Regions from separate parts of the Homo sapiens genome. Here region 2 is linked to region 1. Evidence: read pairs that join two places in POLR2A ChIA-PET (ENCODE). Cell type or tissue: GM12878. All regions are shown on one strand. Links, peaks and the distances in the headings refer to the core of each region. The heading gives the core; the rest is flanking DNA. Region 1 overlaps RRAGD (Ras related GTP binding D). Region 2 overlaps ANKRD6 (ankyrin repeat domain 6).

What was found. ChIA-PET counts read pairs that join two places held together with the same protein. Peaks named below come from ENCODE experiments on the same cell type or tissue, not always from the same donor. Only the 100,000 strongest peaks of a DNase experiment are listed, where the experiment ranks them.
Region 2: POLR2A ChIA-PET joins it to region 1 with 6 read pairs; 5 of 35 experiments call an interaction of 5 or more read pairs at or near these places.

The regions. Positions count from the first base shown.
Region 1 is chr6:89,358,571-89,367,191 of GRCh38, reverse strand. It overlaps RRAGD (Ras related GTP binding D), which reads left to right. Exons shown (of 7, transcript NM_021244.5): 7 at 1-2,576. Among named protein-coding and RNA genes, the nearest start is that of UBE2J1, 10 kb to the right of the region's middle. In GM12878, for the core only: no CTCF peak of the experiment used is centred there; no DNase peak of the experiment used is centred there; H3K4me3 peaks cover 900 bases; H3K27ac peaks cover 2,029 bases.
Region 2 is chr6:89,470,624-89,488,117 of GRCh38, reverse strand. All of the region lies in intron 1 of ANKRD6 (ankyrin repeat domain 6), which reads right to left. It also overlaps the pseudogene RN7SL11P. Among named protein-coding and RNA genes, the nearest start is that of ANKRD6, 46 kb to the right of the region's middle. In GM12878, for the core only: no CTCF peak of the experiment used is centred there; no DNase peak of the experiment used is centred there.

The DNA.
Region 1 (8,621 bases), core at 4,783-7,282:
CAGAGGCCTAAAGTTGTTCCAAAAGTATGTGATTGGCAACTGCAGACTAAAAAACATAGATACAATTCTGGACTTTTGGCCCTGTGCGATGGTCTGGTGTGCTGCATTTAAAATGCTTATTCAGGACCAGTTCTTTATTGCTCCATGACCATAGTGAATAGAACAAATCGCAGAACCCCACCATGGAGCTCAATCCTGTTAGTCACTTTTGTCACCTCCACATCTCCTTCTCACTGGTGATAACATGCCTCATGTACTCCACTTGTTCCCACCTTATGATTAAGCCAAGCTCAGCCTGCCACCAGCATGCTCTGCAAGGCTGAAGAGTCATCCTGAAGACCCCTAAAGGTCAGTGGGAAAAGGATGGCTGGAGAGACATTACAATTAGCTGTGTAATTGTTTCTGTGAAATTATTTCACTTATGTTTACTTTAGACTAACAGGAAATTAAGAGTCCTAAATCTACCCCTATGCCAAATCATTCCAAGTAGATAATTTTACGTGCATCTCAAGGGTTAGCACCCTAAGGCATGCTTGTGGGGCATTAGAAAATGAGATTTTTTTTTTTTTAAAGCAGAGCCTCCTAAGAACATCAAAGTTGGTCCTAGCAAAATATATAAAGTCCCTAAAGCAACTTATACTTGAAACTTTTTTTTTTTTTTTTTTTAGAGGGGGGCCTCATTCTGTTGCTTGTGCTGGAATACATTGGTACAATCATAGCTCACTGTTACCTCTTGGGCTCAAGGGATCCTTCCACCTCAGCCTCCCTAGTAGCTAGAACTACAGGTGTGCACAACCACGCCCGGCTAATTCTTAAATTTTGTTTTTGTAGAGACAGGATCTCACTGTGTTGCCCAAGATGGTCTCAAACTCCTGGCCCCAAGCAATCCTCCTGCCTTGGCCTCCTCAAATGCTGAGATTACAGGCCTGAGCTACTGTGCCCAGCCTAAACTTTCCCACTTCTCTCTGTGGCTTCTTTCCAACCTCTCTCCTTCCTCTCCCCAAGTCCTGTTTCTTTGAAGCTGGTAACTGAATTTAAGATGATATCTGGTTGGTGTTTAAGGTTTGAGCCTCCCAAGGTTCTGTGCATTTTGAAAGGAGATTTCTAAAAATAATTAAGGTGCCCTAACTCCTTTCCTCATGATTCCTACTCCGAAACCTGGATGGTTAGGAGCCCAGGGCTCCCTGATTTCCAGAGCTATATCCTGTTGGACCTTTGCCAACAGACCTGACACTTAGGGGTTATTGTTATAAATCTAATTCTCTAATATTTTTTACATGTTGTTTCACTTTGAATAAGCAAATGAAGAATCAGTTTTCTAATATGACTTTATCCTCAAGCTAGAGACACTAGCCTATTTGGTAAATCACACATTACTTAGGTATATTTATTACTATAACCAGGTTGGAGCTTCCATGTTTAAGCTGGGTATATGATGGGTTTTTGTTAAAATGTGCCTTAAAAAGCCTATTACTTCAAGAGCAAATGATTCTTTGGGGGAAAGGCAAAAATAATTCTATGACATAGGGCCCAAGTTCATGGTAGTAAGTGTACTCTTTGATTAATCACACGCTAATATAGATTACTGCCTCTAACTTTGTAAGTGTGGCAATGACTTCTTAATTAAAGAAAGATGCAGGAGTTATGTCTAAGCGTTCAGTTTTTCAAATCTGTGTTATTGGAAATGTCTTCAAGTCATTTTGCATTGTATTTTTGATATGAGAGGCAGCTTATTGCGATGTGTATGGCCATGTTTCATTCTCAAATTTAATTCTATAAATACAAATCCTAAATACATGGCTACAGCAACTGCACTGGAACATTTTTGCTTGGTTTTAGGGATTGAGAACTTGCCTTGCAGGTTTCCTTCCTCAAAAGGAGCAGGGCAGTCCTTTCCCTGTTGAGTCAATTAGAATTTTTACATAGAGGTGAGACTGTGAATTATTTTGGTTATTTTCAGTGATGTAGATTAGTGTGAATGACCAGGGTGGAATGTTTTTGAAGGAATATAAAGCAAAAACTGGTTGACATTCACAAACTGTTCTTTTGTGAACATATTTTGGACCCTTAAATATGACTAAAATCACAGCAATATTGTTACATACGGGTTATATGCCAACTCTGTTTGAAATATACTCTGGAAAAACAGCTGAATTGTCTTGGTTATTAAAGTATGGTATGTATTCAACTTGTACAGACTGGATGTAATTTGTAATCAGGTATAGTCCATGTTTTACTTTAAGCAGTACATCACTTAATAACCATTGTTAAGCCATTGCTTTCAAGAATGTTAACTGCCAATTTAAAAGCATGTGTCCTAGGTTCATGCTTTGGTAAAGCTCTCATTTCAAGTGTATTCATAGCTAAGCTTTCTGGGAGCAGAATTGTCTCTTTGGTGAAAAGGAAGTACAGCCTTTCCTGTTTCTGAGGTTGCTTACCATACATGTATGTCACTGTTTCATTGGCCCTGTTACATCCATTTGGTAAAATTTATTTGTCCTGATTAACCAGCTCTCATTTTATGGAAATGATGATAAATCTCACTACTTAAATTTAATTTATGCTTTTATTTTTAAACTCTCTTACATCTCCACATTTTTGATGGGTACATGCCAGTTAGGGCTGTAGAACTGTTACTTCAGTAAACTTCAGATATTAACTCTTGCTGCTGTGGCCCTAATCCCCTAGTCATATGGAAATCCTTTTCCTAACAGTTTACCTTATCATTCTTAACTTTGCTTAGTAAGATTCCATCCTACAATGACCTTTTTCAGATCCCCTAGGAGTTCTCAGAGAGGGGCTAGCATTAGATGTTATATCTCAAATATGAAATCCTGTTCCTGGTTGGAAAACCTGATCTGAAATAATTATTTCCAAGATTTTCCATCAGTAGTGATGTTGAGCTTAAGAGAAAGAAAATTTTGTCTTCAACAGAAGTATTTAGTAATAACAGATACTGATTGAGTACACACAATATGCCGCAGGCACTGCTCTGAAGTACTTTTGCATAACTAAAATTCATAAATCCAAGAGGTAAGTACTGTTACCATTTCTATTTTTCAGATGAGGCAACCAAGGTCAAAAAGATGAAATAATAACTTGCTCAAGATCATATAGCTAGTAAGCCCACTTTCCCAACTACAACTATAAGCAGCTTCACCAAATGTTTTAAAAAAAATACCTTCCTTTCACAAATATGAAGAGGGGCACTTAGAGGATTTGTCTGGTGGACTAAGACTATGGGGTGTGCCATGCCATTTGAGGATGCAAAAGGAGGGCGGTATTCAGGAGAGTGTGTCAGAGCCCACCAGATACATTGGAGTTTATCCACCTAAACTACTAATTACTACATGGGCATGAATGCTGGCATATTGAGAAGTACCTATTCTTACATGAGCTCCCCTGGCATATTTATAGAACCAATAGGAGCAGTCTTCTAAATGTACTTCACCCAGAGAAGAAAGTCAAAGATCATGCATTTTTATTCCTAACCCATTAAATAACTCTAATGCTGAAGATGGTATTAAGTGTCTAAATATCTAAAGAAAATATAAATACCTTTTATAGCCATTTGGTTTTCTAATAGGCAATAGTATATTTCAAGCTCAGAAATCTAAGAATAAGCCTTTGGTCTTAACTGTATTCAACTTTTTACCTTGAGATTTCAATATATGTAAAAAAAATAAAATACTGATCTGGAATAAAATCCAAAAAGGTATATTTCCATCCTAATTCTTTTTTGACCTTCAGATCTATATCTTAAATTGCAACTAGCATGCTTTTGCTAGAATCTTCTATAGGTGAAAAGCCTCAAATCTAATATGTCTAAAATTGGCTTCCTTCTTGCTAAATCACCTATGATGGTGTGACTTTCCTCCCTGTGCTTCTGCCAGACACTTGGGCCTCATTCTTGACTCTTCCCTCCCCTCCTGTTCACCTGCAGTCAGTCACTCGGTTCTTTCAGCTCAGCCTTACAAAGGTCTATTGAATCTGTTCTCTCCATCTCCTCTGCCATTATCTTGGTTTAGACCACCATCTCCTTTTTACTTGGATTTCAGTATTTTTTTTTTTTTTTTGAGAGACAGTCTCATTATGTTGCCCATGCTGGAGTGCAGTGGCATGATCCCAGCATACCATAACCTCAAACTCCTAGGCCCAAGTGATTCTCCTGCTTCAGCCTCCCAAGTAGCTAGGACTACAGGTGTGCACCACCACACCTGGCTAATTTTTGTTTGTTTTTTTGTAGAGATGGAATGTCGCTATGTTGCCCAGGCTGGTCTCAAACTCCTGGGCTCAAGTGATCCTCCCATCTTGGGCTCCCAAAGTGCTTGGATTATAGACATGAGCAACTGCATCGGACCTTTCAGTAGCTATTTAACCAGTGTCTCTCTACCCCATTCATCCATCCATCCATCCATCCATCCATCCATCCATCCATCCATCCATCCATCCATCCTTCATACAGACCCCGAGTGGCCTCTCTCAACCACCACAATTCTGACCTTCCTTGCTTCCTGACCTTCTTAAGCTTCCTTGCTTAACACCCTCCAGGTCTGAAGCTCTCCATGACTCCTAGATATCAGCCCAAACTCCTTAGCAGAGTTCACAAGACCCTGCTCCCTGGCCTTGCTGCATCTCCGGACTTGGTTTATTCTCCCTCAATGTGTTGAGGACAAGCATGACCAAAAGAGTGTGGGGTAAATAAAAGGAGCCATGAGTTTTGATTCTTTTGTCAATAATGATTGCTAAATCTCCTATGATGGTGTGACTTTCTGAGGGAAATTAACAATGTTCTTTTATCCAACAGATATTTATAGGGTTCCAATTATATTCCAGACTCTGTGCTAGAGAAATGGCTAAAAGGCAGATACTGGAGATGAAAGGATTTTAATATCTAAAAATAATGAAAAATAAACTAATTTTTGATAGGTCCTTATAGATGTCAGTTTTTAGAACTGCAGTTGTGTAGGACTTTACCACTGTGCGCAGCAGAGACCATGGATAATAACTAGCATCCAAGAAATTGAGTTGTTCAACCAATAGATCAATAGCTATATTTACTATTAATTTAATGTAAGACTAAATAGAAGAAGTAGGCTGTAAATTCGAAATGTTTATTGACATGTAGTGCTTTTCCTTGTAATTAAGAGGTGAATTATCTTAAAAGTAGGAAGTTTTAAATGTTATTTTAATATTCATACTTTTCCAGCTTAATACATGTATGACATCAATATCACTTCCAGAATTGGATTTAATAAAAAGTTTATTTGGCCGGGCGCGGTGGCTCACATCTGTAATCCCAGCACTTTGGGAGGCTGAGGTGGGCGGACCATGAGGTCAGGAGTTCAAGACCATCCTGGCCAACATAGTGAAACCCTGTCTCTACTAAAAATACACAAAATTAGCCCAGTGTGGTGGTGTGCGCCTGTAATCCCAGCTACTCAGGAGGGTGAGGCGGGAGAATCGTGTGAGCCCAGGAGGCAGAGGTTGCAGTGAGCCAATATCGCACCATTGCACTCCAGCCCAGGCGACAGTGCGAGACTCCATCTCAACAAACAAACAAACAAAAGTTTATTTTACTTTTCTACCCTTTTCAATCTGTTCGTACCAGGGAACTATTTATAAGAGTGTCGCCTAAGAATGTTTATATTCTCTTAACATGTCATCAGGAACAGTAGAATATGTGAGAAAAATCTGATGGTAAATGCAAAACTCTTTCACATCATTCAGAATTTTGAAAGGCTGGGTGATTTTAAAATGTGTCATACTTGTCCTAGAGGTCCTCAAAAGACCTACTTTTATCATAAATTACAGTTAAGTTCAGGCAGTGATCTTATTTCAGTTGTATCATCAGTATTTTGCAATAGTCCTGGGAAAGTGAAAATATAAGCTCTAGTAGTCTCGTTCATGATTTTAAGATACCAATTTGAAGTATCATATTATTCCAAGAAACAACTTAATTCCAGGATTTAAAAAAAAATCCAAAACAATATTGTTAGAACAGTGCAACAAATATTTACAAGTCAATAGTCTTTTCTTTGTAGAATATTACATTTATGGTTTCAATAAATGATTTAGCAGTTAAAGCTGAGATGAAGTGTGGTTCTCATATTCAATCTTGAAAAACTAAACCATCTTTAAAAAGTAGAACGTCCATGTGAACTCATGCCTGAAGCCATGTTTGAACGCTAGATAAAATTGCCCTGGGACAGAACTGTAGTTCACCTTTATGAAATCAATTTTAAACTTGTTATTGTGAGCCACAATAAATACAGTTCACATTGCAAACTATCACACACTCATACAAATGTTACTAAAAAAAACTTACCAAGTTATATCCTCTCTACATGCAATGCATTCTGGTATTTTCTCTTTCATTTGCTTTTTTTAAAAAGATCTCACAATCCACTAATGAGTCACAACCTGTGGTTTGTAAAGTAGTGTTAGAATGAACCCATTGGCCACATCAGAAATATCTAAGGATTTTCTTTCCAACCTAAAATCTTTTCCTTCTCTGTTAATTAAGAGATCTTAACAAATGGGAAATTCTGAGTAAGTTCCTGAATTTTTCTTTCATTTGATCATGGCCTTCTAGTGTTTACTAAAGTGGTTTTTCTTTTCACTGCCATCCTTGGGTATTTTTGTATGCTGGGTTGTATTACGGGTGAAGGGTTGATGGGGTTGTAGGCCTGAGAGGATCATTTTTATTACAGACTCTATCCTTGACTATAATATGATAGCGTTACATGGAGTTTAGTGACTCATGAGCTCATGTCTGACTCCTAAGGGGTCCTTTGTTAATTCAGATGACATTGGTCTTATCCGTTATCAAGAATCCATGAGTTTGGCTGGGTGTGGTGGTTCATGCCTGTAATCCTAGCACTTTGGGAGGCCGAGGCGGGTGGATCACAAAGTCAGGAGTTCAAGACCAGCCTGACCAACATGGTGAAACCCCGTCTCTACTAAAAATACAAAAATTAGCCAGGAGTGGTGGCACGCACCTATAATCCCAGCTACTCAGGAGGTTGAGGCAGGAGATTCGCTTGAACCCGGGAAGCAGAGGTTGCAGTGAGCCGAGATCGCGCCACTGGGCGCCAGCCTGGGCAACAGAGCGAGACTCCGTCTCAAAAAAAAAAAAAAAAAAAAAAAGAATCCATGAGTTTGCCCTTTTGTGCTATTTTGAAAGGGAGCTGATCCAGTGACTACACTCAGGAGGGTGGGGGCATTAACTGGTGTCCAGCTGCCTGAGACCTTGACCATCTTGCTTCCTCAATCTTTCCTAATAAGCTCCTGGGGCCAGCAGGGTTATTCTATTCTTCCAAAATTGAGAGTCATGAAACCAATCCCCCTCTCATGAAAGGCCAACTATGATAGAGCAATTTAAACCTCAGTCCCATGCTAACCCTCATCACCACGTGGAGAATTCCATTCCTACAAGCTGCTTTTGTTTGCCTTCTGCTTTCATTATTGCCTAAGTCCCTAAGAGGGCTGCTACTCAGTTTTCTCCCCTCTGGCTTTGCAGAGAGCTAAGCCCCATAGTACTCAACTTTCCTCACCTAGATAGCCAATAACTTGGAACTAATTCTGGCCTTCTCCCAGACTGCTTATAAGGTGGCCTTGGTAATTAGGCTTTTGTTTCTTTTCCCTGGGAAGCAGTGCAGTAAAGGGGGTGACTGCGGGAGACAGTCCTATGTATCTTTCCATCTCCGTAGGAGAGGAAGGAATTCACTTAGCTTTATAAGGTGCAAGAAACGGTGCCACCAATACACATAGTACTGTTTCATTTAATGCTCTAGGCCCATATTTTCCAAAGTTACCTGATTTTATGAATCATCTAGAGTGCTTAAGGATGCAGATTCCCAGCCCCATCCCGGTCTTCTTGAATCAGAATCTCCAGGGAGAAATACAGAAATCTGTATTTTTAAATAAGGACCCTAAACAATTCTTATAATTTGTGAGACACTGTTTTCTCTGTAGTTGTTTAAAGGGATAGGGAGGGGAAATGGTAGGGGATTAGGGTTGCAATCACCTAGGGGAGCTTTCTTGCATCCTCCATACCTACATACACATCAACACCCCAAGTGTTAGCATTTTTTCCAACTTGATTATGCAGCTTTAAGAGTTTATATTATTTAACCTATATTTCAAATGTAGACTTTTGTGAATGTAAATAATTTTAAGTCTATTTAAACCATTTATTGATTCAGTATTTAAATACTCATTTACATCTAATAGCACAAATTATGCAAATGGTACTAATTTAGAAAAATTGGTTTTTCCTCAAACAATTTTATTCAAATACTTCACATGCATCGTTTACAACTGGGTCTCTATCATCACTGAAACAACATTGTGAGTCCTCTAACAGTTCCCTCCTAGTTATCTAAGGTAGAGCATGCCTTACATTGAGTAGAATGCTGTCAGTGGAGATTTTACTACATCTCGAGAACCACTTGTTAAACATCAGGGTTTTTTTCCTACATATTCATAATCACCATAAATAAGTACTTCTTGTATTTCTCTGTTCAATAATTATTTAAAAGCCTACTTAATGATCTCCAATACTTGTTATCCAAAGTCATACCCTCAGGAATAATTAATCAATATGTCTTTGCCTTTTT
Region 2 (17,494 bases), core at 7,909-10,408, 120 kb before region 1:
AGACGACAGGTGGGAGAATTGAGTCACCACCAGGCACTTGGTAGCACAGGCAAGCTGAACAAGCATCCTGGGCCAGGACTTAGTATCAAGTAACAAAGGTTACACTGTGGATCTTACCTCTGTACATACCAACTTGCAGCAATTTCTTTGTGGAAAAGTAAAAGTAAATACAATGAAATAAGTGATTTTTACACATCACAGAATAAAAAGACTGACTTGCTATTTCACAATTTATGTAGCTAATTTCATGCACTTTTCCCATCATGTTACCAAAGATCATTTTTTTTCTTCCAGTATGTCTAGACATTAAACTAGGTTGCAGGGAAGAGAGTCTGAGGACTACACATTCACATCCTCTCACACATAAACATTCCTTGATCAATGAGAGAAGGTGAAGCACAGGTGAAAAACCAAGCGTAGGTGAGCCACCTTATTCTTTTCATTTGATGGCGAAATGCTTTATGTGATTTGTTTTGTGGCTAATTCATTTTCATAATAATGCTTGCCCCAGAACAATATGAAATGAATTTATATTCCAAATTATTGGAATGGGGAGGTCCCACAGCACACAGAATGTTAGAAGGAAGACAAGCTGAATTTTTTAATGCTGAGAAAAGTTGGTAGGAGTGAATACTGAGACAAGCTTCCTGGAAAGAAATCTAGCAATATGTATCCAAAGCTTTAAACTGCTGTTTGTTCTTTGGCTCAGAAATTCCACATTTTAAAAATGATCCTAAAGTAATACTCTGCATGTCAGAAAGAATTTAATTGCAAGAATCTAATGCCAGGGGATTTGTTAGTGGGATGTATGGTCATATAATCATGGTGATGCTGGTGCTGATAAGACGATATTTAATAGATACTAAATGCTTATTTTATGTAAGGCTCTATTCTGAGCACCCAACATCTATTATCTCATTTAATTCTCAGAACACACCAATGTGGTTGGTATTAACATTCTCCCCATTATACAGATGAGTAAATAATGCACAAAGCCATTCAATAATTTGCCCAGTTAATAAGTGTCAGGGCTAAGGTATGAACCCACAGGGTCCAACTCTAGGACCTGTACTCTTCGGCACCATCCTTTCAGTGAATTACCAGTAGCTGCTATGGACTGAATGTTTGTGTCCACCCCCCAACCCCAAATTCATATGTTTAAACCCTAATCCCCAGTGTGATGTGATTTGGAGATGGGACTTTGGGGAGGTAATTAGGTTATGAGGGTGAAGCCTTCACAATGGGATTAGTGCCCTTATGAGAAGAGATAACAAGAGAGCTTGCTTCCTTTCTCTCTGCTCTACAAATGTGAGGACATGGCAAGGAAACCAGGAAGAGGGCCATTGACAGAACTGAACCAGGGTGGCTCGCACCTCTAGCACTTTGGGAGGGCAAGGAAAGAGATCGCTTGAGCCCGGGAGTTTGAGACCAGCCTAGGCAAGATGGTGAGACTCCATCTCTACAAAAAAATTAAAAATTAAAAATATATTTAAAAAATTTTTAAAAGAACTAATCCATGCTGACACCCTGATCTCAAATGTCCCAGCTCTCAGAACTGTCAGAAATAAATTTCTGATTGCTTAAGCCACCCGTCTATGGTATTTTGTTATAGCAGCCTGAACTAAGACAGAAGTCATGTAAAATTGTGTAATACAATCATGTTACAAACATGGATACATTCTGAGAAATGTACTGTTAGGTGATTTTGTCATGTGAGAACATCATAGAGTGTACTTACATAAACCTAGATGGTATATATATTTTTATTTATATAATTTTTTCATATATGTATATAATCAAATGTCCCAGCACCATTACTGAATATCAATCATTTCTGCTACTTGATCTGCAATGCCAATCTCAAGTGCCACACATCAGGTTTCTACACAAGCTCCATCATAATCTTTTGGGACCACCTTCCTATAGATGGTCTGTCACTGGCTACAAAGTTGTTATGTGACACATGACTATATGTCTCAGAAACAATACATGAGATATTACAAAGTGAACAAAGAAAGTTGTAAAACATCATACATTATGACCCCATTTTTTAAAAATGTTTTAAAGACTGGCAAGATATGTATCAAAATGTAGTTATTACTGATATTTTTCTTAGTTGAATTTTCTTTAAATAAATTATTTTTATAGGGAAAATAACACATTAATTAAAACGCATGCTTCAGGTAATAGAACACTGTAGTTATTAAGAGTTGTATATATGCACAAACATCACAGCAAATTTCTGGTGAGGATTAGTAATAACTCACCTTTGCTTTCTACAAAAAGACAATCCAGAGAGAAGCTTTCCTGTGTGACTTTCATTTAACAGCACTTCACTATCAAATAAGGAGTAATTTAATCATGCCAACCTACCAAAAAATTTAGACACCCCAGGAATCTTTTTTCCAGACCAAATCCCCTTCTGCCTCGTCAGAGTTGTCTAGATGGTTCCTGACAACAGGCAGCCGGATTTGGGTTTGCAGGGCAGCACTGGAGGCTCCAGAGACCCCCTTTCCCAACAGATGGGACAGCACCAAGCAGCAGAGAAGTGTGAAGAGGCAGCTGCCCTTTGTTTACAGCAGAAAAGCCCAGGGCCTTGGGGCAAGCATGTGGCCACAAACCCACTGCTTCCCTTTGAGGAAAGAATATAAGGATAATCCAAAGCCAACCAAAAAACCCAGGTCCAGCTCTGCACCTGCTTTTGAGCCATATCAGTATTTTCTGTGCTTACAGTAGAGATTTCTCCCAGCAACAAAGCTCTGAATCTGAGTTGCCACAGCCGCATGTCCTGACCCAGCATTACTGGGTATGACTTCACCCCAGAAAACATAGCGTTCAATGCTAAATGTGAGAGACAGACACTGAGCGTATTGGCATCACATTATTTTAGATGCTTGCCAATACTCCACTTATGAACTTGACAGTAACAAAGCAGGAAAAACCTAAGTAATCATCTAGTCCAGTGTTACTCGTAGGGGTGTCATTGATATTTGGAGTGGGCCAATTCTTCATTGGGCTGGGTGAGACAGTCTGGGGCATTTCAAGATGCCTAACATCCAGGGTTCCCAAACCATTAGTGCCCCCATACAGTGTGGCAACCTGACATGTTCCCACTCAACATTTCCAAGGGCCCCTGAGTTGAGAACCATTGATACAGTCCATCACTGAGGTCCAGAAGACATTCACCTAAGGCCACCTAGGTAGCTAGAGATAGAGCCCACGTCTCAAAACACTTTGTTTAGTATTCTTTCCACTGTACCAAACTCCACTAATTAAGTTCATTAGAGCAAAAGACATTTAAAAATTAAGAATAGATTTCACACTCAATAACAGAATTTATGGCTTCTGGATAGAAGACTGACTGCTTGAACTTTTTTTTCCAATCTCATTATGGGTATTCTGGAATGTAAACATAATTCTATTACTGTAATTACTTTTAAAAGAGCAAAAATGTATCTGAATATTCAAGGCTTAAGGATGCACACTGTGTACTGAACTCATATTGCAAAAGGCATCTGTACCAAAGACAGAGAGATCTGAAAACATTTGTATTTTATTAAGAAAATGTTTTCTTTAAAAGCACCATCTCTGTAAGCAGTTAAGGAAGTGAGTCCTATGTGGGAAAACTTTACCAAACAAAACCTTTTACTTCAAGATTTTTTAAGATCAAGATTTTCCTCTTACTCAATCCAGTACTCCTCATTCTGAATATGAAATCTCAATTTATATTTTAAATAATCGCTGGCCAGTTAGTAAAGGACTTATAAAAAAAATAAGCCCACAGCATGACAAAGACATATATCCTCTACCCTGTGGTAAGCGCATCACGTATTTCACAATTCACATATTGAATATAGGACACTGAAGTTTCAGAGGAAAAAAGAAAAAACACTTCAAAATATTCATTCTTGGCCGGCCGCGGTGGCTCACATCTGTAACTCCAGCACCTTGGGAGGCTGAGGCAGGCGGATCACCTGAGGTCAGGAGTTTGAGACCAGCCTGGCCAACATGGTAAAACCTCATCTCTACTAAAAATACAAAAATTAGCAGGGCATGGTGGTGGGCACACCTGTAATCCCAGATACTCAGGACACTGAGGCACGAGAAGCGCTTGACAGAGGTTGCAGTGAGCCAAGATTGCACCACTGCACTCCAGCCTGGGCAACAGCACGAGACTCTGTCTCAAAATAGGTTAGAGAGAGAGAGAGAGACAGAGAGAGAGAGGAGGACTACAGAAAACACAATGCCAAAAATAAAATTATCCTTCAGAAATATCAGGTAAAATTCAAAAAGTCCTTTGAACCTTGTAGCTAATCTTGTTCTTGTAAATGCACATACACGTGCACAAATATATCTCTCTGTTTCTCTCCTTACATAATTCAAATTAATAATCACCTAGTAGTATTCATTTTCATTTCAAAAACCTTTAAAGGACCTATGTCTATATCCAGAAAAGAGCGCATTCCAAAGAGAACACTCCCACTCCATGCAGCTGGGAGAAGCTTGCTGTCGACAACCACAGTGCAAAATGGAACAGTTTTACAAGAGTGAATACTTACGGGGACTTCCCTCTGCAGCTGGGATGGCCCAGGCCTCACAAAGGCAAAGCCATGGCCCTCACAGAGCCAGGGCTTTGTGTGGGAAGGCGGGAGGGTCCACTGGGGAACAGCCTCAGGCCTCTCTGACATTTACATGTCAATGGCCAAACCAAAACTCTTCCAATCCTCCACCCCAGCAGATTCTCCACCCCAGCAGCTGTGGCACCCTCTGACAGCCAGGCCCTAGGTTTTGTTCTTCTGCCTTCTCTAAGGAGCCTTGAATCCGTGGGCTGCCAGCATGCATTTGGCAAACTCGTTATGAGAGATTTGTCACCCTCTTCAGAGCCCTGGGCCTAAGTAAATACATCAGCAATCTACCAGGCGGGCTTTTCAAGTCATCCAAGGACACTGTGCTGGGAGAGAGGAATGCTTTAGATAAGACCCACTGGACAGAATCAGAATTCCAAAAGATGTCTGGGTCTGGAAAGAATGAGCCCAAAGGAAAAAAGACAACATTTCAGAGAAGCATGTTACATCTTGCACTTAGGCTCAAAAAGCAACTGGTCTGGAGTTTTGGTTTGTTTATAGATCAATATGAGACAATGGTGTGATGTGGGTGCCAAAAACAAGTTAACAAACTCAATTTTAGGATTCATTATCAGAAATACATTATTATGAACAAGTTGGTGGGGACTCGGGAGAATAGACAGTCTGTGTACTATTCTACCTAGTGGAGTAGGTAACCAGGAGGGTAACTTCCAGGAATCCTGTCCAATGAGGAAGAAATCATTTGAGGGTGGGAGTAGGGGTATGACCATCCTCAATACATGAAGGATACAAAGAGTAGATTTATTCTGGGGGTTCCAAACAGCAGAACAAAGGAGTGATGATTAGATGGAGACAGTATCTACACAAGGTGGGGAGAATTTCCAACAATGAAAAATTCCGGCCCCTGTGCATTTGTGGGCAAGGGGCCTTTCCTGCAGGACTGGGGAGAGGGTAGCCTACGTAGTGGGTGCTGGGAGAAGCCAGTTAGGTTTCAATGACTTCCTTAGTGGCTGATACAAAGGGACCCCCTTAAGAAAGGAATTTCAGGATTTTTAGACCTGGAAACAAAATGACTATGAAATAAAAAAATTGATTTAAAAAGCAACATAATCTGTGTAATGTAGAAAGAATGATTTATACTGGGATGAAGCCACTCTTATAATGCTCAAAAATAGTCCAAGCATTAGTCATTTCTGAAATTATAAAATGCAGATCTACGGCCATTTATTTTGGTTTGAAAATAGCAAGGTTGGCTCACTGGATCCCATTCCCTTAAATTCCTTTTCCTTTTCCCATTTCTCAAAAAGCTGCTGATATAATTTGGGCCACTTACAGCACTTACATTTACAAAGTGTTTTATAGTGAATTGAATGTTATAAATATTTCAAAGGGCAGAATCTCACTGCTGGTCTGGGACTTAGAAGCAAAGGCGGGGAAGGAGTTCCTAGGAAGTGCCTTCTGAGTGTGTGAGCAGGGGCTTGGATGGACACCAGCTATTTCCACCTTATGAGGGGCAATGGTAAAAATCTTTCCTCCTGGAAAGCTCATCTTTCTGTCTATGTTATGAGAGAATCAAAAGAGGTGCTTTGACCCACACTGCCCTCTGGCACTGTTCTGGGTACAAAGCAGACTTGGATGTGACTTTGTTAAGCTTCATCACATAGTAGAAGGCAGTGAATGCTCAAATCACCAGCACCACCAGTACCACCAGTACCAGTGCTATCAGTGGTACAGTATCAGCACTGCCAATAGTACCACCACCAGCAGCAGTACCACCACCAGCAGCAGCAGCAGTACCACCAGCACTGCCAGCCGTACCACCAGTACCACTACTGCAAGCAGCACAACCAGCAGTATTCCTGCCACTACCACGATCACTATTGCTAATAACATTATTATAAAACAGCTATCAACATTCCTCTTTTTCTAAAGTCAACAGAGGAAATGCACATGACATGTGTTACACATAAAATTTTGATCATTACTGACAAATTGCCCTCTAAATAGATTATACGGTTGAGTATCCTTTAATTTGAAATGCTTAGAATCAGAAGTGTTTCCGATTTTGAATTTTGGGGGGTTGGGGAATATTTGTATTATACTTTGAACATATCAAATCCCAAAATCCAAAATCTACAATTCTCCAATAAGCATTTCCTTTGAGCGTCATGTTGGCACTCAAAAATTTCTGGATTTTGGAGCATTTCAGATTTTCAGGTTTGAGATGTTCAATTTGAACCAATTTATATTCCTACCAACATTGTATGAGAGTACCCATTTTGCTATGTGGCCACCAACATGGATATAACTACTGTTTTTACGTTTTTGTTTTATCTTTAAGAGCTAAAGTGGGGGATGCTCATTTTTGTTTACTTTGTATTTCATTTTTTGTTAACGAAGTTGAGCATCACTGTATTTTTTAAATGCAAGGAAAAAATTTAGAGAAATATGTCCTAAACTGCAGACCATGGTGGGTTATCTTTGTGGGGTAGGATTATGGGATACTTACACTTTCTACATTGTGTGCTCCTATAATATTTAAAATACATATAACTTTGCTTCTTCTTCTTCTTCTATTTTTTTTTTTTTTGAGACAGGGTCTTACTCTGTCACCCAGGCTGAAGTGCTGTGGCACAATGATGGCTCACTGTAGCCTCAACCTCCTGGGCTCAAGTGATCGTCCCACCTCAGCCTCTCAAGTAGCTGAAACTACAGGCATGCACCACCATGCCCAGCAAAAAAAAACAAAAAAAAAATGTAGAGATGTGGTCTCACTATGTTGCCCAGACTGGTCTCAAACTCCTGGCCTCAAGTGATCCTCCTGCCTTGGCCTCCCAAAGTGCCAAGGCATGAGCCACTATTTCTAGCCAACTTTGCATTTTTTTTTTCTGATTTTTAAAAGTAAAATTTTTAAAAAGTAATTAGTGAGGAGGATATCTTTTTTAAAAATATACAAAACTATATATACAAAATATACAAAAAATATATAAAATATATAAAAAATATACAAAATATATAAGTAGCCCTTGATGTTTATTACTTTGTTAAGTGACTAAAATGTACTCATACTCACTTTTGAGATGAAGGGAACAATACAATCCTTGCTGGCAAACCCTCCCCTCACTGGGACAGAGCACCCTGTCATTCCTGACCTGGCTCCTTCATGCGCCCCTATTCCCATGTGTCACCATAACTGCAGTTCTCTGTTACTCTATTACAGTAGATATGCTGCCAACATAAATGGGATTTTGAGTCTGGTGGAGAATGCAGGAGTCATTTTGAAAGACACACAAAATAGAACAGAAATAGCTCACTTGGAAGGCTGATCTTCTGGGATAGTTACCTTTCAGACAGACAACAATCTAGGAGAGTATGAACAGAGGCCGATGCAATATACACACCAGCTGGTGAGAAACCAGCACAGAAATTGTGTGGGCAAGTTTGTGACAGTATTGTGCCCTTTATAAAGCAAGTTTCTTTTAGGTGGAGGAGGAACTTAAAGAAAAGGGGTTCTTCATCACACGTGATACAAACCAAACTTTACTTTCTAGGAAAGTTTCAGTCTTTAAAAGCAGGAAGTATTAAACTGTTTTAACACACCCCAAACAATATAAAGACTATAATAAATCAAATTAATTTGTTAATAAATTTCACTTGATTATTACTGAGAATGTCAGTATTTTTGAAAAGTAAGTAAACCTTTTTCATACTGTAATTCTATTTCTATGATTCAATCACTAAAGAAACAATTCTAGGGGAGGCGGGAGGGATAGCATTAGGAGATATACCTAATGTTAAATGATGAGTTAATGGGTGCAGCACACCAGCATGGCACATGTATACATATGTAACTAACCTGCACATTGTGCACAAGTACCCTAAAACTTAAAGTATAATAATAATAAATAAATAAATAAATAAATAAATAAAAATAAAAAATAAAAAAAGAAATAATTCTAATTATGGAAAAAGGCTTTATGCAAAAAATGTATGCTACAGCACTATTTATAATAACAAAACACTGGAAACAGAACATTAGGGGGACTGCTATCCAATAAAAGAAGATGATTCAATGAGCCAGGAAAGCTCCATCTGGTAGAATATTATGCTGCCTTCAAATGATGTTTCTGGTTTCATATTCTTGTCTCAGTAGTGGTACGTTGCTGAGAATCTATCCTAAAGAAATAATCCAAAAACACAGGGAAGTTCTCATTTGTAAAAATGAATAACCGGAAACATCCTAGTGTCCAATAACAGAAAAATAGTTAAGTAAGCTCCCAGTGGTTCTTCAAAATTCAGCTCAAGTGATACATCCCCGGGAAATCTTCCCTGACCCTTGCCTAACCTAGCCTCCCATGATGCCCTGTTTATCGCCCAAAATTGCACAACCCCAGGGTTCTTTATGCACATGCCAATCTAGGTACCTTCGAGACAGAGAACTTGACTTCTTTGACTTAGTATTCCTAAACCTAGTGCAATGCCTAGCACAAAGTAAATATTCATCCAAATGTCTGCATTATGTAAACTGGGTGGCTTAAACAACAGAGACTTACTGTCTCACAGTTCTGGATGCTAGAAATCTGAAATAAAGGTGTCAGCAGGGTAGGCTACTTCCGAGGGCTGTGAGGGAAACATCTTTTCAGGCCCCTCTTCTTAGCTTGTAAATGGCCATCTTCTCTATGTCTCTTCACCTCATATTCCTTCTATGTATGTCTCATTTCTTTTAAAAAAATTTTTTTTTTAATTAAGTATTTTTCCTCTTTTTTTTTTTTTTTGAGACAGAGTCTCACTCTGTCGCCCAGGCTGGAGTGCAGTGGTGCAATCTCAGCTCATCCCAATCTCCGCCTCCCAGGTTCAAGCAATTCTCCTGTCTCAGCACCACCCCGCCCCCTCCCCGCCTCCTCACCCCGGCTGGGATTACAGGTGCACACCACCACGCCTGGCTAATTTTTTGTATTTTTAGTAGAGATGGGGTTTCATCATGTTGGCCAGACTGGTCTTGAACTCCTGACCTCAGGTGATCCGCCCGCCTCAGCCTCCCAAAGTGCTGGGATTACAGGCGTGAGCCACCGTGCCCGGCCAATTAAATTTTTTTTTTAGAGACAGGGTCTCACTATGTTGCCCAGACTAGAGTGCAGTGGCTATTCATAGGTGCTATCCCACTACTGATCAGCAAGGGAGTTTTGACCTGCTCCATTTCTGACCTGGGTCACTTCATCCCTCCTTAGGCAACCTGGTGGTCCCCCACTCCTGAGAGGTTATCATATTGATGCTGGTTTGGACACCCAATTGGCATAGCACACTACTGCCCAGAACCCCTGGGTTCAAGCCATCCTCACACCTCAGCCTCCTGAGTAGTTGGGACTACAGGCATGAACCACCGTGCCTAGCGAATTTCCTCCTTTTATAAAGACACCAATCATATTGGATCAAGGTCCACTCTACTGACCTCATTTTAGCTTGATTAGCTCTGTAGAGATCCCATCTCTAAATAAGGTCACAATCTGAGGTGCTGGGGATTAGGACTTCAACATATGAATTTGAGGACAGAGATAATTCAATGCACAATAATCAGAAAATGTGCATATTTATGAGTTCATAATTATACAGAAATGCCTACTTTATCACGTTTAATAGGGGGAAAGGGTGGGTATCAATGTATGTATATGGTAAGACTTCTATTTTTTCTTTTTTTTAATTAAAAAAATTTTTTTCAACTGGCCACTTGGTTGAAAAAGAATTCTTTTTTTTTTTTTTTTTTGAGACGGAGTCTCGCTCTGTCGCCCAGGGTGGAGTGCAGTGGCACAATCTCGGCTCACTGCAAGCTCCACCCCCCGGGTTCATGCCATTCTCCTGCCTCAGCCTCCCGAGTAGCTGGGACTACAGGCACCCGCCACCACGCCTGGCTAATTTTTTGTATTTTTAGTACAGATGAGGTTTCGCCATGTTAGCCAGGATGGTCTCAAACTCCTGACCTCATGATCCGCCCGCCTCGGCCTCCCAAACTGCTGGGATTACAGGTATGAGCCACCGTGCCCAGCCAAAAAAGAATTCTTAATTTGGATTTTTTCAGATTTTTAAAAAGGTCCATGACCACCCCCTAATTAAGAAACAATGATGGTGTATGATCTCAAATTTTTTTTTAAGAGAAAAATATGTGAAGGTAATAAACCAAATTATTCATGATGTTTGCCTCTAGGTGATGGAATTATAGATGACTGGGATTATTTCTCAATTTACAGTAACAATTTCAAATTACTTTCACCAGAAGAAAAAAAACCTTTCACCGGCTGGGCACGGTGGCTCACGCCTGTAATCCCAGCACTTTGGGAGGCCGAGGTGGGTGGATCACGAGGTCAGGAGATCGAGACCATCCTGGCTAATACGGTGAAACCCCGTCTCTACTAAAAATGCAAAAAATTAGCCGGGCGTGGTAGGGGGTGCCTGTAGTCCCAGCTACTTGGGAGGCTGAGGCAGGAGAATGGCGTGAACCCGTGAGGCGGAGCTTGCAGGGGGCCAAGATTGTGCCACTGCACTCCAGCCTGGGCGACAGAACGAGACTCCGTCTCAAAAAACAAAACAAAACAAAAACCTTTCATATTTTTTAAAAAAGGAAAAATGATATTTGAAAAGAGTTTAAAACATGTAAAAATGAATGTTGTTCACAAATAGCATGGTTGCAGACTATAAAACAAGAAAATAAAATATTAAGAAAAGACAGGAAGGAAATACATCCTAATGCTCACAGAATTTATTAACAGGAGTTACAGGACAATTTGTATGTGTCATCCTATTTTTTTGTGTCTTCCAAATTTTTCTATAAGCACTGTATTACTTTTATAACCACATCAAACCAATCAACCTTATCACTTAAGAACATGCAGTTTAAGTATCTAGTTTTATATTAAATATTCAATATTAAGAACTGAATTAACAAAGTATGGTATAATAACAAAATACAACATGCAGCTTTTAAATAGCCATGATGAAAGATATGGAGAAACAGGAAACAGCTTATAAGACAGTTTTGTGGAAAAAGTCAAAGATAAAAATACACACATATTGGCTGGGTGCCAGCACTTTGGGAGGTCAAAGTGGGCGGATCACCTGAGGTCAAGAGTTCGAGACCAGCCTGGCCAACATGGCGAAATCCTGTCTCTACTAAAAAAAATACAAAAATTAGCTGGCCATGGTGGTGCACGCCTATAATCCCAGCTACTCGGGAGGCTGAGACAGGAGAATTGCTTGAACCCAGGAGGCGGAGGTTGCAGTGAGCCAGGATCAAGCCACTTCACTCTAGTCTGGACAACAAAGCAAGAATCCGTCTTAAAAAAACAAAACAAAACAAAACAAAAAAACAAAAACACAAAAACATACACATATTAATTATAACTGGTAAAATATATTCACATGTAGATGATAATCTACAAAAGATGAAAATGTATCAAGAGTGGCATTATGCATTATTTTAAAAGATTCTTTAATATTATAACACTTTTCATGTAAAAGTACCTATGAAAATGTTCTTTGCTAAAGATACCTGTAAATTGTTTCACACTGTCTAAAACAGCTTATAGCCATACCAAGAATCCACTACTGTACTAGAAAATGGCAGGCAAACTTGAGGTTTGTCAGGCTTCCCACAAACACTCCCATAATACTTCATTCAACTCATGGTTGGTTTCACTTTCACTGTGGGTGGATGTGCACATGGGTACAACCTTTCTGGAGGACAATCTGGCAGTATTTGTTAAATGTTCACTCTCTTTGAGCATTTCCACATCTGGGAATCTGTCCTATGAAAACAATGCCACACATGTACAAATCCAAAGGTGGTGAGAACAATCACCTCATCTATCTAGGACAGTGGGAGGCTGGGGGCTGTGAGAGGGACAGTTTCATTCAGAAAAGCTATGGAGAGAGATCTAGAATAACTACTAAATTTAAAAACCTATGCAGTTATGATTTGTTGCCCAGTTTTTCTATTTTCTTTGATGTCTTTATTTTTGGCAATCAACCAGAAATAAGGGTGTGCTACAACTCTGCATGTTCCAATCATATTCATGCCAGTACAGATATGCTAACAAACAGAATCAATTGAAATAAGCAGGTTTTAGATTGTTTTCTGTTTACCTCCTAACTTCATAAACAGAATTTAGAATATGGCAACTATTTAATTTGAAAACAGGGATGTGATGAGTCAATTTGAAGACAGTCATGGAATAAGAGTCATACGTGCATGACTCTGATATTTTTGCTTAAGTAAGAAAGGTCCAGATTTTAGGTTTGGGCTCCTTGGGTTTGTTTCTTAAATAAGTTGTATTTTCATGCATCTATTCATGTTTTACATAGAGCGTTTTGGGTGCTGCTTTCTGACAACTTAAAGTGAGACAAATTTCTCATTATATATTGAGCCTCTTTATGGTTGACCCAAAGTCCAAAAATTCTGATCAGGTCAAGAATATAGGTTAAGCTAAACTTGGAAAATAAGTTAAACTTGGAATACAAGAATATAAGTTAAGTTTTACTCTGGCTGTAAAGGAGCCAAAGTAAAAACACAAATAATTTCAAATCAAAGTGAAATCAACACTAGATTTCGCACTGTCTAGAACAGCTTATAACCGTACCAAGAATCCACTACTACACTAGAAAATGAGAGGCAAACTTTAGGTTTGTCAGGCTTCCCACAAACACTCCCATAATACTTCATTCAACTCATGGTTGGTTTCACTTTCACTGTGGGTGGATGTGCACACTGGACTACATCCAGTGCAACACTGTAGTGGGCAGTTTTCAGATTTAAAAAGATGAGAAAGGCTGGGAGCGGTGGCTCACACCTGTAATCCCAGCACTTTGGGAGGCTGAGGCAGGTGGATCACAAGGTCAGGAGATCGAAACCATCCTGGCTAACACAGTGAAACCCCGTCTCTACTAAAACTACAAAAAATTAGCCAGGCGTGGTGGCAGGCGCCTGTAGTCCCAGCTACTCAGGAGGCTGAGGCAGGAGAATGGCATGAACCCAGGAGGTGGAGCTTGCAGTGAGCCGAGATCCCGCCACTGCACTCCAGCCTGGGTGACAGAGTGAGTCTAAAAGTTATTCATGTTAGATATCCTCAGATTGAAATGCCTTTATGACCTCTGTTAATAATTTGTTTAGGGATCACTGTACATTCTGAACATTTTTTCTCTACCTCAAGCTAATGACAGCTACAGAGATGTGGGAAAAAAGATAAAAGAAGTTGGGTGAGCTGTGTAGCATCACACACAGCTCTCTTGTCCATCAACACCCTTCACTGTGAGGTTTTCTGGAAGAATCTATAGGCAGTGTGTTCACACTCTAGGCACAGGCTATCCTGGGAGGGTGTCACTGAACAAGACCCAGTAAGTTTTCAGGTGTTTTGTTTTGTTTTGTTTTGTTTTGTTTTTTTGAGACAGGGTTTCAAAAGGTGAGACAGTCGTCTATTTGGAGAAGTTTGACACATAAACACTGCCACCTGTTTCTCTTTCATCTATGCCATTACAAATTGAAAATTTTTGTTTTGTTTTGTTTTGAGACAGGGTCTCACTCTGTTGTCCAGGCTTGAGTGCAGTGGCACGATCTTGGCTCACTTCTCACCTCTGCTTCCTGGGTTCAAGCGAGTCTCCTGCCCCAGCCTCCCAAGTAGCTGGGATTACAGGCATGTGCCACCACATCCTGCTAATTTTTTTTTTTTTAAGTAGAGATGAGGTTTCACCATGTTGACCAGGCTGGTCTCGAACTCCTGACCTCAAGTGATCCACCCACCTCGGCCACCCAAAGTGCTAGAATTACAGGCGTGAGCCACCACACCTAGCTACAAGTTGACAGTTTTTAAGCCTAAACTCTCACCATTAACTGGACTAACAGTGCCTGAAAACAATGTTTAGAAAAATCATCCAAATTGGTAACATAAGACATTACTTTACAAAAGTATAATGTTGTTATACTTGATTAGTAAACACTATATTTTTGGTATGCAGAAATTTTCTGGTGAGACTTAGATAATCTTTAAAGGATGAGAATAAAGATGAGATTTAAAAGGAAAAGTAAACAAGAAGTAACACCTTTAGAGTAAAAATTACTTTTTCTTTCTTTCTTTTTTTTTTTTTTTAGACAGAGTCTCACTCTATCGCCCAGGCTGGAGTGCAATGGTGCGATCTTGGCTCACTCCACCGCCAGGTTAAAGCGATTCTCCTGCCTCAGCCTCCCGAGTAGCTGGGATTATGGGCATACGCCGCCATGCCTGGCTAATTTTTGTATTTTTAGTAGAGACAGGGTCTCACCATGTTGACCAGGCTGATCTCAAACTCCTGACCTCAGGTGATCTATCCACCTCAGCCTCCCAAAGTGCTGGGATTACAGGTGTGAGCCACTGCTCCTGGCCAAATTTTTTTTAATGAAACAATATGCTGTTAAATAAATTCTCTAGACCTACAGCAATGGCTATGTAAGATTAAAAGGTATAGGCAAGGGAGGAAAAACTTATATAGCATGCCTGAATTTGAAATTTGGGATGCGAGATTAGGGAAAAAAAATCTAATAATCTCCGATTTAAAGAAACTCTATTAAATAAAAAGTATAAGTAGTCCACCATGAAAACACAGAGCAAGGACAGTGACCATGCGGACAGTGACCATGGGGGTGGATGGGAGGCTGGGGAGCAGGCAGTGACCACCGTTCCTCTGGGGCTCTTCCTAGCCACGTATGAGCCAAGGTAACCAGGGCACCGGCAGAACCGTCTCTGAATGGGATGAGCTCCAGTTCACAGGGCCAAGGCAGATACTCCAACGTGGGCCAGTGAGACTGAGTGGTCTTTCAATTTTTAAGCCTAATTCCCTACAGGTAAGGTAAGGTGCTTATTCAGTTTAGATTAGAGCTCTGCCAACAAGAACTTCTATAAGCGTTCCATAACTCAGGCTAGTGGTTAATGGTACAGAACACAGTGGTTTCAGTGGGTGGCAAAGACCCAGGAGTCAAGAAATAGAAATCATAAGTGTAGTCAGATCTTTCAAGGAGGTTAAAGTAAAACAAAATTAGACAAGGGAGCAAAATTCAAGTTACAGACTTTACAAAGTAGAAAACCAACAAAATGATTTCCAATGTATATATTACATATCCCAAAGATCCAAGAAAGTCAAATAAACTATTTGAAACAATGTGGGAGCTTAACGGGTTGCTGTTATGGATTGAATTGGGTGCCCCCCAAAAGGATAAGCTGAAGTTCTAACTCCTATTATCTCAGAATGTGAACTTATTTGCAAATAGGGTCTTTGAAGATGATCAAATTAAGATGAGGTCATTACTGTGAGTCCTAATCCAATGTGACTTGTGTCTTATAGAATGGGGAAATTAGGACACAGAGACATGTACATAGGGAGACCACCCTAAGAAGATGAAAGCAGGGATTGGAGTGCTGCATCTGCAAGCTAGGGAACGCCAAAGATTGCCAGCAACCACCAGAAGCTAGGAGGAAGGTGGGGTGGATTCTCCCTCAGAAGGAGTGGTCTACACTTATGACTTCACTTTCTCTCCTCCTTCTCTCTCTCTCTTTTTTTTTTTTTTTTTTTTTTTTTGAGATGGAGTTTCGCTCTTGTTGCCCAGGCTAGAGTGCAATGGCGTGACCTCATCTCACTGCAAACTCTGCCTCCTGGGTTCAAGCAATTCTCCTGCCTCGGCCTCCCTCCTTCTCTATCTTGAAGCCACTCCAGTCAGGCTTTCCTTCGGCCACCCCACTACAATTGCTCTTATCAAGGTCTTGGTGTTTTCCACATTGCTAAGCTCAAATGTCAGTTCTCACTCCTGGACTAACTTGATCCAGGATTTGAAATGTGAATCCTTTCTCCTTAACTTTGCTCAGCTTTCAGTAAAACACACACACACCCACACATACACACTAACACACAGATAAACACATACCTATTTCCTTCCTAACTTTCCGGCCACTCTTTCCCACATTCTTTTGCTGGCTTTTCCTCCTCTCCCCAGCTGTAACATTAGGTAATCCACAGGCTCAGTCCTTGGGCCTCCTGTCTATATATACTTACTCTCTAGGGGTCCCATCCAGTCTCGTGGCTTCAATGACCTTCCAGGTGCTAGTAACTCCAGCAATTAACTTCCTGCCTAGATCTCCTCTTTTTTTTTTTTTTTTTTTTTGTTGTTGTTGTTTTTGAGACAGAGTCTCACTCCATCACCCAGGCTGGAGTGCAGTGGTGCAATCCAGGCAACCTCCACCTCCCAAGTTCAAGCGATTCTCCTGCCTCAGCCTCCCGAGTAGCTGGGATTACAGGCGCCTGCCACCACACCCAGCTAATTTTTTGTATTTTTAGTACAGAAAGGGTTTTGCCATGTTGGCCAGGGTGGTCTCGAACTCCTGATCTCAAGTGATCCACCTGAAATTATTTAGGCTCAGGTCCCCAGAAGACTTCAGTCTAATTGAAGGAAAACACATAAGTGTGTGCACGTGCACACACACACAGGCGTTAACTTACACAATGATTTTCAAACTCAGTCTTCAAAGAAATGCATTATATATAAATGTAAACATATATATAAAGCCATAAAACTAGTAAAGATTAGGGTGACTGGACAACATCCATGTTGGTGAGGGTAGTGAAAAATCCACTCACAACTTTACTTAGGTACAACATTACCTTTTTGATGGGCAGTTGGGCATTAACAGCACCTAGAATAAATATACTTTGACCCAGCGATTTCACTTCTAAGAATTTATCCTAAAAAGATAACAGGGAGGAAAGAGAGTCTAAAGATAGCTATAAAAGATGTTCACTATAGTGCTGGTTATAAGAGGAAAAACAAAACAAAACAAAACAAAACAGAAAAAACAGAAATGCTCATTTAAAGGGGGAGTACATCATCATCATTATTATTA